2 separate regions of the Mus musculus genome follow, and region 2 is linked to region 1. Evidence: chromatin contacts called from ENCODE POLR2A ChIA-PET data. All regions are on one chromosome and are shown on one strand. Each heading gives the region's core, a stretch centred on a gene start or an enhancer-like site at or near the end of the contact. The rest is flanking DNA. Distances are from core to core; before and after follow the strand shown.

The links. ChIA-PET counts read pairs that join two places held with the same protein, here RNA polymerase II (POLR2A).
Region 2: POLR2A ChIA-PET joins it to region 1 with 10 read pairs in Patski. The contact joins the promoter of Msrb1 here to the promoter of E4f1 in region 1. POLR2A ChIA-PET finds 5 or more read pairs at or near these places in 2 of 5 experiments (Patski and embryonic stem cell).

What each region holds. Positions count from the first base shown.
Region 1 is chr17:24,453,330-24,457,340 of GRCm38, reverse strand. E4f1 (E4F transcription factor 1) reads left to right here and starts at 1,949. Exons shown (of 14, transcript NM_001301784.1): 1 at 1,949-2,206. The coding sequence starts at 2,053.
Region 2 is chr17:24,734,601-24,738,611 of GRCm38, reverse strand. Msrb1 (methionine sulfoxide reductase B1) reads right to left here and starts at 2,019. Exons shown (of 5, transcript NM_013759.3): 1 at 1,850-2,019. The coding sequence starts at 1,904. Rpl3l (ribosomal protein L3-like) reads right to left here. Exons shown (of 10, transcript NM_001163945.2): 8 at 3,100-3,195; 9 at 2,771-2,890; 10 at 2,469-2,612. The coding sequence ends at 2,556.

The sequences.
Region 1 (4,011 bases), core at 700-3,199:
CCACCTCTAATGAGATCTGATGCCCTCTTCTGGTGTGTCTGAAGTCAGCTACAGTGTACTTACATATAATAAATAAATAAATAAATAAATAAATAAATAAATAAATAAATAAATAAATCAATCAATCTTTGGGCCAGAGCAAGTGGGGCCAGAGTGAGAAGGAAAATAAAGAAATAAAAATAAATAAAAGGGACTTGGAAACAATACAAAAATATAAAAGCAAATTATACAAGAATGTTCAGAGCAACACTTTATATTAGCCAAAATGATAGATACAAGTTGACTGTAAATGAAATATAAATGCATTGTTTATACGATGCATTTCAATATTATTCAATAACTCACTTTCTGTTTCTCTCTCTTCTCCCCCTTCTCTTATGTCTTAGGCTGGCTTTGAACTCCCTATTTAGCTAAGGATCATCCCCCAAATGTTGGGATTAACCTGAGATACTCTGTTCATTTTTTATTTTATTTTATTCATTTTGTGCTTGATAGGTGAGCTGGCTACCAAAATGAGCTACAGTCAGTACAGGTTTTGATGATGAAAATGTTCTAGAACTAAGTCAGGCATATTCCCAGCACCAAGTTACCGGGGCCACCGAGTTACTGGCCACAGGGAGCTACAAAGCCAGACCCTGTCTCAAATCGACCAATGAACCAATCAGTTAACCAATTTTGGTGATAAGCGCTCAACTCAGTCGGTGTACTAAATGTCACAAATGGTCACTTTTATGTATACTTTTCAATACTTTTCATATACCGAATAAAAGTCTTGGGGCTGGCTCGCTGGCTCAGTGGGTAAGAGCACTGACTGTTCTGAAGGTCCTGAGTTCAAATCCCAGCAACCACATGGTGGCTCACAACCACCTGTAATGAGATCTGACGCCCTCTTTTGTTGTGTCTGAAGACAGCTACAGTGTACTTATAATAAATAATCTTTGGGCCAGAGTGAGTACAGACTGAATGAGCGAGGTTGACTAGAGCAAGCAGAGGTCCTAAATTCAATATCCAACAACCACATGAAGGCTCACAACCATCTGTACAGCTACAGTGTACTCCTATACATAAAATAAATCTTTACAAAAAAAGTCTTTGGAAAGGAGCACTCGAACTATCTCCAAATGGAGTTCTTTCTCATGCCCAGGAAATTCTGACATTGCAACCCAGGTCTGAGTCCAGGATTCTATATTGGGTAGCAACCCTAAAGAGTTCAGATTCTCTGGGCGGCTAAGAACACATTGGCTGTGTATCTAGGTTCATTTCCCAACACCTACATGTAACTTCATCTGTAATTCCAGTTCCAGGTCAGACACCCTCTTCTGGGCCCCACGGGCGCTAGGCATGCACGTGGTGCACAGACATGTATGCAGACAAACCATACTACATTAAAAAAACAAAACAAAAAAGTGAGAGAAGGGGTTGGAGAGATGGCTCAGCGGTTAAGAACACTGACTGCTCTTTTGAAGGTCCTGAGTTCAAATTCCAGCAACCACATGGTGGCTCACAACCACCTGTAAAGAGATCTGACGCCCTCTTCTGATGCGTCTGAAGATAGCTACAGTGTACTTAATGAATAAATCTTTAGGCCTGAGCGAGCAGGGACTGAGCAAGTGGAGTTGACCTGAGCAAGTGGGGCAACCAGAGCAACCGGAGCAAGCAGAGGTCCTAAAAATTCAATTCCCAACAACCATATGAAGGCTCACAACCAGCTGTACATGTACTCATATACATAAAGTAAATAAATCTTTTTTTAAAAAAGTGAGAGAAAGGGAGAGTTCTTACTCCACGGATAGTTCACTTTGGACCAAGTCCTGCCAATTTAACACAAGCCACGCCCACTTCCGCCCTGATGTCTGGCGCTGATGGCTCTCAAAGAGCCAAGCTCCACCTCTACTGACGCGCTAGACCGCAACCCATAGCCCCGCCTTTTTGCCTGTCCGTCAAATTCGTTTTTGTCCCGCCCCCTGCCTGTCGGACACGCAGCCCTCGGTGCGGCCCGTTGTTATGACGACATGGTCGTAAATCCGCCATCTTCCTGTGGCGCGTTGCGACATGGAGGGCGCGATGGCAGTGCGGGTGACGGCCGCTCATACGGCAGAAGCCCGGGCCGAAGCCGGGCGTGAAGCGGGCGAGGGCGGGGTTGCGGCGGCGGCGGCCTTGTCCTCCGGCGGCTTCCTTGGGCTCCCAGCGCCCTTCAGCGAGGAAGGTAACGAGCCTACCGAAGCCTGGTGCGGCCGGGGTGCGGGCGGCTCTGTCCGGGCTGCGGTGTACGGTCTCGCCCGGATCCTGGCTACTCGAGTGTCTGTAAACCTTCACAACTCTCACAGGTTTCCCTTCGGACTGCCTCTAACCCGTTGGGCCAGATGCAGAGGCTCACAGGGAGCCCATTTCTCCAGCCCCTTGGGGTCGATCTGGCCAAACAAACATCGCTCGCTCCTCTTCAGCGCCCATCAGCCCTAGCTTCTGCTTCTCCTCTGCCACTCGGGCCTTAGTTCGGGCGGAGCTGGAGACTGGAGGCGGGGCCGCTCTGTCAGACAGGGATTAGGGACCTGACCTGGGGAGGCGGCACCGCCCCACTGAGGACCTGGGCCTTCCCTACGGGGTGGAGCAACGCTTCCAAGAATGTGCGGAACACCCCCCGCTCAATCCGACTTGTACCATTACTTAAACCAAGCTCGAAAGGCGAACTATCATTACTACTATTCACTTCAGAGATGGAGATAATTGAGGTTCAAGGTCGTCCATCTGGTTCCTGTCAAGGATCAGATTGGAGCCGGGGCTGTAACTCCTCTCTTAAACCCTTTAATTTTTCCTAGGAGTATGGCAAAGAGTTAAAATCGTGTCTGTATGCCGAGGGCTGTGTTGGCACCAAGGATTACGTCTCTAGGTGCTGATATTTTTTAGAGGTGGTTTGGGTATCTCCTGTGCATTAGTTCCACGGAGCTGTAGATTTGATCAGACAGGAAGTGGTTTGACAAGTATTACTGGTATATTGCTGCTCTTTGTCATGAAAGAACTCAGTCCCACTGTAATTTTTTTTTCCCTTATTTCAGCTTGGAGAGAGTCAGTTACCGTCTCAGGGAACTCTTTGGAGTTTCTAGGTTTTTTGTTTGTTTGTTTGTTTGTTTGTTTGTTTGAGACAGTGTTTGTATAGTTCTGGCTGTCCTGGAACTCACTCTGTAGACCAGGTTGGCCTCGAACTCAAAAATCTGCTTGCCTCTGCTTCCCAAGTGCTGGGATTAAAGGCATGAGCCACCACTATCCAGCTGAGTTCCTGGTTTTTGTTTTTGTTTTTTAAAGACAGGGTCTCACTATGTAGATTTGGCTGGCCTTGAACTCACAGAGATGGTCCTGACTCAGTCTCCCCATTGCTGGGATAAAGGCATATGCTTGTAGGTTCTTGGGTCTACTTATGACATTGGTTCTCAGACTTCCTAATACTTCCATCCTTTAATACAGTTCCTTATATTCTGGAACTCCCAACCGGAAAGTTGTTTTGTTGCTACTTCATAACCGCAAGTTTGCTACTGTGCTGATTTGTAATGTAGATATTTGGTAGCAACCCCAAGGGGTCGGGACCCACCTGTTGAGAACCTCTGGTTTATGGTCTTAGTGTGAAATGGGATAGGTGTGTCCTTTTCTGGGTCAGGGACTCTTTGAGTATCAACATTTTGGTGCTGAGTCAGACTCTAAATGAGTGGGGTGGGAGGGGTAAGGCTCTTCGGTGTTTAGTTTGTGTGAGCAGAGTGGAGGGCACCACCCTCTTTCAGGTGGCCTATGGGCCAGTCATAGCTTGGGTTTGACCTTTTATTTGATCATTAATTTGTCATTGACTCCTCCTTGTCCCAGGCTGGGTTTGACTTTGATGTGGGACTGACTATAAGACAGTGGAAACAAGACAGACTGTTTTGGAAGCTTGAGTCTGGCTGGCTCAGCTCAGTGACCTTGAACCCTAGTAATCTCTCTAGGATAAACTAAGTCATCTCTTTCCCCAGGATGCTGGCATGATTT
Region 2 (4,011 bases), core at 770-3,269, 280 kb before region 1:
TCCAGCCCTTGTTTGCTTTTCTGAGACCGGGTTTCTTTGTGTATGGCTGTCCTGGAACTAGCTCTGTAAACCAGGCAGGCCTCGAACCCAGACATCCACCTGCCCCTGCATCCCAAGTACTGGAACTAAAGGCGTGTAGCATCACCACCCACTGGAACATTTTCTTGGTTAATGATTGATGTGGGAGGGCCCACCTCACTGTGGGCGGTGCCATTCCTGAGCCAGTGGATCTAGGCTGTTTAATAAAGGTAGCCAAGCAAACTAGAGTAGCAAACCAGTAAACAGTCTCTGCTCAGTTCCTGCCTCCAGGTTCTTACCTTGGTTTCCCTCAATGGTGGACAGTAACTTGTCAACTGAAATGAACTCCTTCCTCCCCAGATGGGTTTTGATCAGTGTTTTTATCACAACAGAGAAGTAAACTAGGCCAAGTTTTACACTGTAGTTCAGGCTAGCCTGAAACTATGTAATCCAGGCTGACCTCAAATTTCAGGCAATCCTTCTGCCTGAGCCTCCTATCCCCTGGCATTACAAATGAACCACCACACCTAGATAACATTTTCACTTACAGACAAGACAATGGAAGCCAGTGCTGCAGACACACAATACAGTACGTGGCCAAGAGAAAACTCCCAGAAGTCGGATAGTGGCCTCCCTTTACCCTTAGACAAGCTCCACACAGTAGGGCTCCTAACTGCCAGTGTAACCACTTGGTCCTCTTTCTCAAGTGGGCATCTCTGCTAGTCAACAGTCTTGGATACCATGGATATCAGCTCCGGTCTTAGGAACAGACTGGCCCTAGAGGACAGTCTTCCAAGCCAAATAGGGAACCCCAGAAAACAGCAGCTGGGAAGAAAGGTTTCAACCTGTCCCCAAAAGATCACATGAGTGGAAGGGGTAAGGATGGTTGCAAAACTGAATTACATAACTGTTTGAAAGACTTAAAAATGGGAACCTGCAGGGTACTGAATCATCGGTCACCCACCACTTGAGGACAGACACCCTGGAGTCTGAACTGTTCTTTCAACCTGTATCAGGAACTGGAGAGGAAGCAAAACTGAGTGAGTGTCTAGCTTGCCAGGGTAGCCTGAGGGCAACTGGAGTGTTGTAGCCAAAAAGAATTCAAGGGAGGTCTCTTCCCAGCAACCCTGTATTACAACAACTGGCTTATAGAGGTGCCCATTGTCACAGCCCTGCCCTCTAGAGGACTGACATCTAACAAACAGATCCTGCCCCTGGAACGCCAGTGCCATAGTTTTTACCAAATTAGTCCAGATCAGCAGAACCCAGCAAGAAGGGAGCCAAGCAACGTCTCTCACAGTACTGGTCAAACTTCATTTATGCTGGCAAGAACCCATTGACAACCAACGCAGAGGACGGAGAGACATCTGGGACAGCACATTCCGGATTGAACAGCAAGTGCAGAGCTTGTCCGCTCATCCAAGCAAATCAGGGGTTGCAGGCGGGGGGGTGGGGTGGGCGAGGGGGTACATTGTCAGGGCAAATTCCAACACTGACCTTGGACCACATACCACCATCATTCCGCTCTAAAGTTCAGACCACTCTGACACCATCCGGTGGCATCACCCTTACGCATCTGGCCCAGAGAATCCCCCAGAGAGATCTACATTTGAAGTTCAAGGCCTGTCCCCCTCGAGAACAGAGTCTACCGGAATGTCCCTTCTCCTCTCAAGTCCTCCTGCTCCAGAATGCCCTGGCCACCCAGCTCCCCTCCTCCAAGTTCTTTTTTCCCAGGCTCGCTTCTCCTCGGCAACCACACTAGCCCAGTCCCGGTTCGGGAACTCCACAGCTCCCCAGGAGGCAATGTATGCTTTAATGCCACGGGGTGTACCTGGCTCGAAGTGATTCTGGAAAACCTCGCCTCCGAAGAAGCTGCAGAACGACATGGTCGCGACGGGACAGGCAAAAGCTCCCAGCCAGGTCCGGGTAAAACCCTAAGATCTGGACTCAAACCCGACCCAGTCCCAATAACCAATCACTTTCCGATTCGCCATAAGCCCCGCCCCTAGAGGGGACCAGTCACTCTTGGATTCCCCACGGCCGCCTCCTAGCAGCCCCGCCCTCAAGGAGTCTCTCCTCCCATAGGCCCTAAACCCCACCCATCCAGCCAAGTTTACCCAGAGATCACGTCCTTACTTCCGCCTCTAGAAGGCCCCGCCCAGGGAGCCGCTCCCAGGAAGCTTAGCTGTTAAGATGAAGGCCAAACCTATGCTAAGCTCCAGTACAGCGGCTAGGCTATAAACATTGGTACTAGCCAATGGTAGCTACTACTAATACCATTGTGCAACTGGCGTGGAGGCGCATCTACCCAGCTGTATCTATAGCCCTCTTATCTGGCGCTAAACCTTGCGCCCGCGTCTGGGATCACCCAACCTCCGACCCAGGCTTAAGATCTACATCAAGCCTCCCAGGGAATGTGGAAGAGAGACAGACACACAGAGACAGACAGAGAGAGTTGCCTCAGGACTTTATTGAACAAAAAGGACCGGACAGATAGCAAGAGTGCTACATCCCAGGTGTGCTCCATTCCAGACATCTTACATGTTTCCCAAGGTCTCCGGCTTCTCTTTCTCCAGATGTTTCTTTTGGGGACCCTGGTTAAGGTGAGGAGACAAGATGAGAGTTAGTCAGGAGAGTCAGTCAAGAAATACTACCTACGGCCAGTGCCAGGGCCACCTAGGGCCTGCTCTACTGGTTTGCTAAAAAGGCCCCTTCTTCTAGTTCCTCTCTGGAACAAGTGGGACTAGCTCACCATGAAGGCCCTCTTCTCCTGCGCTGTCTGAAAACATCCGTGGCCAAACTTAGAAGTGGTGTCAATGAACTTGAGCTCAATATTCTCCAGGGCCCTGCGGCTGTGGTGCACCAGAAGGGACTGGGTATCCAAGAGAGAAGAGATGTCAAGGACAGAGGGCCCCGACTCCTCCTGTGACCTCCAGTTCACACCAAGGAGGACTCAGTCAATCCCTCGCTCTTGCCAGACCCCCTTCCTTTACTCTCCCACCACACAACCCACCACAGAGCACGCTAAAGGACAGAACAGGCCACTGGAGTCCACTCCCCAGCTTGCCAAGCAGCACTGACCTTTCTCAGAGTGATCACTCGCTTCTTGGTACCTGCAATGCAGCCCTTTAACATGATGAAGTCATTGTTCACTTCCCCATAGTGGGGGAAGCCACCCTACAGGGAGACAGACCACACCAAGCCAGGAACAGGGCAGCCAAGTTAGGAGGCTGTAGTGGGAGGGAGCCCTATGCGCAGACCCCAGGGTGCAGGGACAATACCTTCCCACTGGGTCACTCCTCAGGGGGCAGTAACATCTCAACTGAATACTAAGTATCTTTCCTGTGTCATCTCATTTAACAATATGCCTTTTTGTGGGCACACTGATGCTCAGAAGTTTGGGTTTGCTGAGCACGGTGGTATACACTCGTAAATCCAGCACTTGAGAGGGGGATATGAGATCACTTTGAGTTGAAGGCCAGCTTGGGTACCAGAGAGAGCCTCACTAGAGAGCTCAGTTTGAAACATTCTAGACTAGCATGAGACCCTGTGTTCCATCCTGAGCACTACCTTAATAAACGGCTTTAGCCGAGTGGTACTGACACACCTTTAATCTCAGCACTTGGGAGGCAGAAGATGGAGGATTGTTTGAGTTCAAGGCCACCCTGGTTTACAAAGCAAGTTCCAGGATAGCCAGTGCTATACATAAAAACAACAAAACAGGGTATCGTGGCATAAGCTCTCAGCACTCAGATGGTAGAAAAAGGAGAATCAGAGGCTAGAGAGATGGCTCACTGACTGTCCTTCCAGAGGTCCTGGGTTCAATTCTCAGCAAACACATGGTGGCTCACAACCACTGTAATGAGATCTGGTGCCCTCTTCTGGCCTGCTACATGCAGCAGAACACTGTATACATAGTAAATCTTTTCCCAGAACACTGTATACATAATAAATAAATCTTTCTTTTTAAAAAAAGGAAAGGAAGAGGAGAAT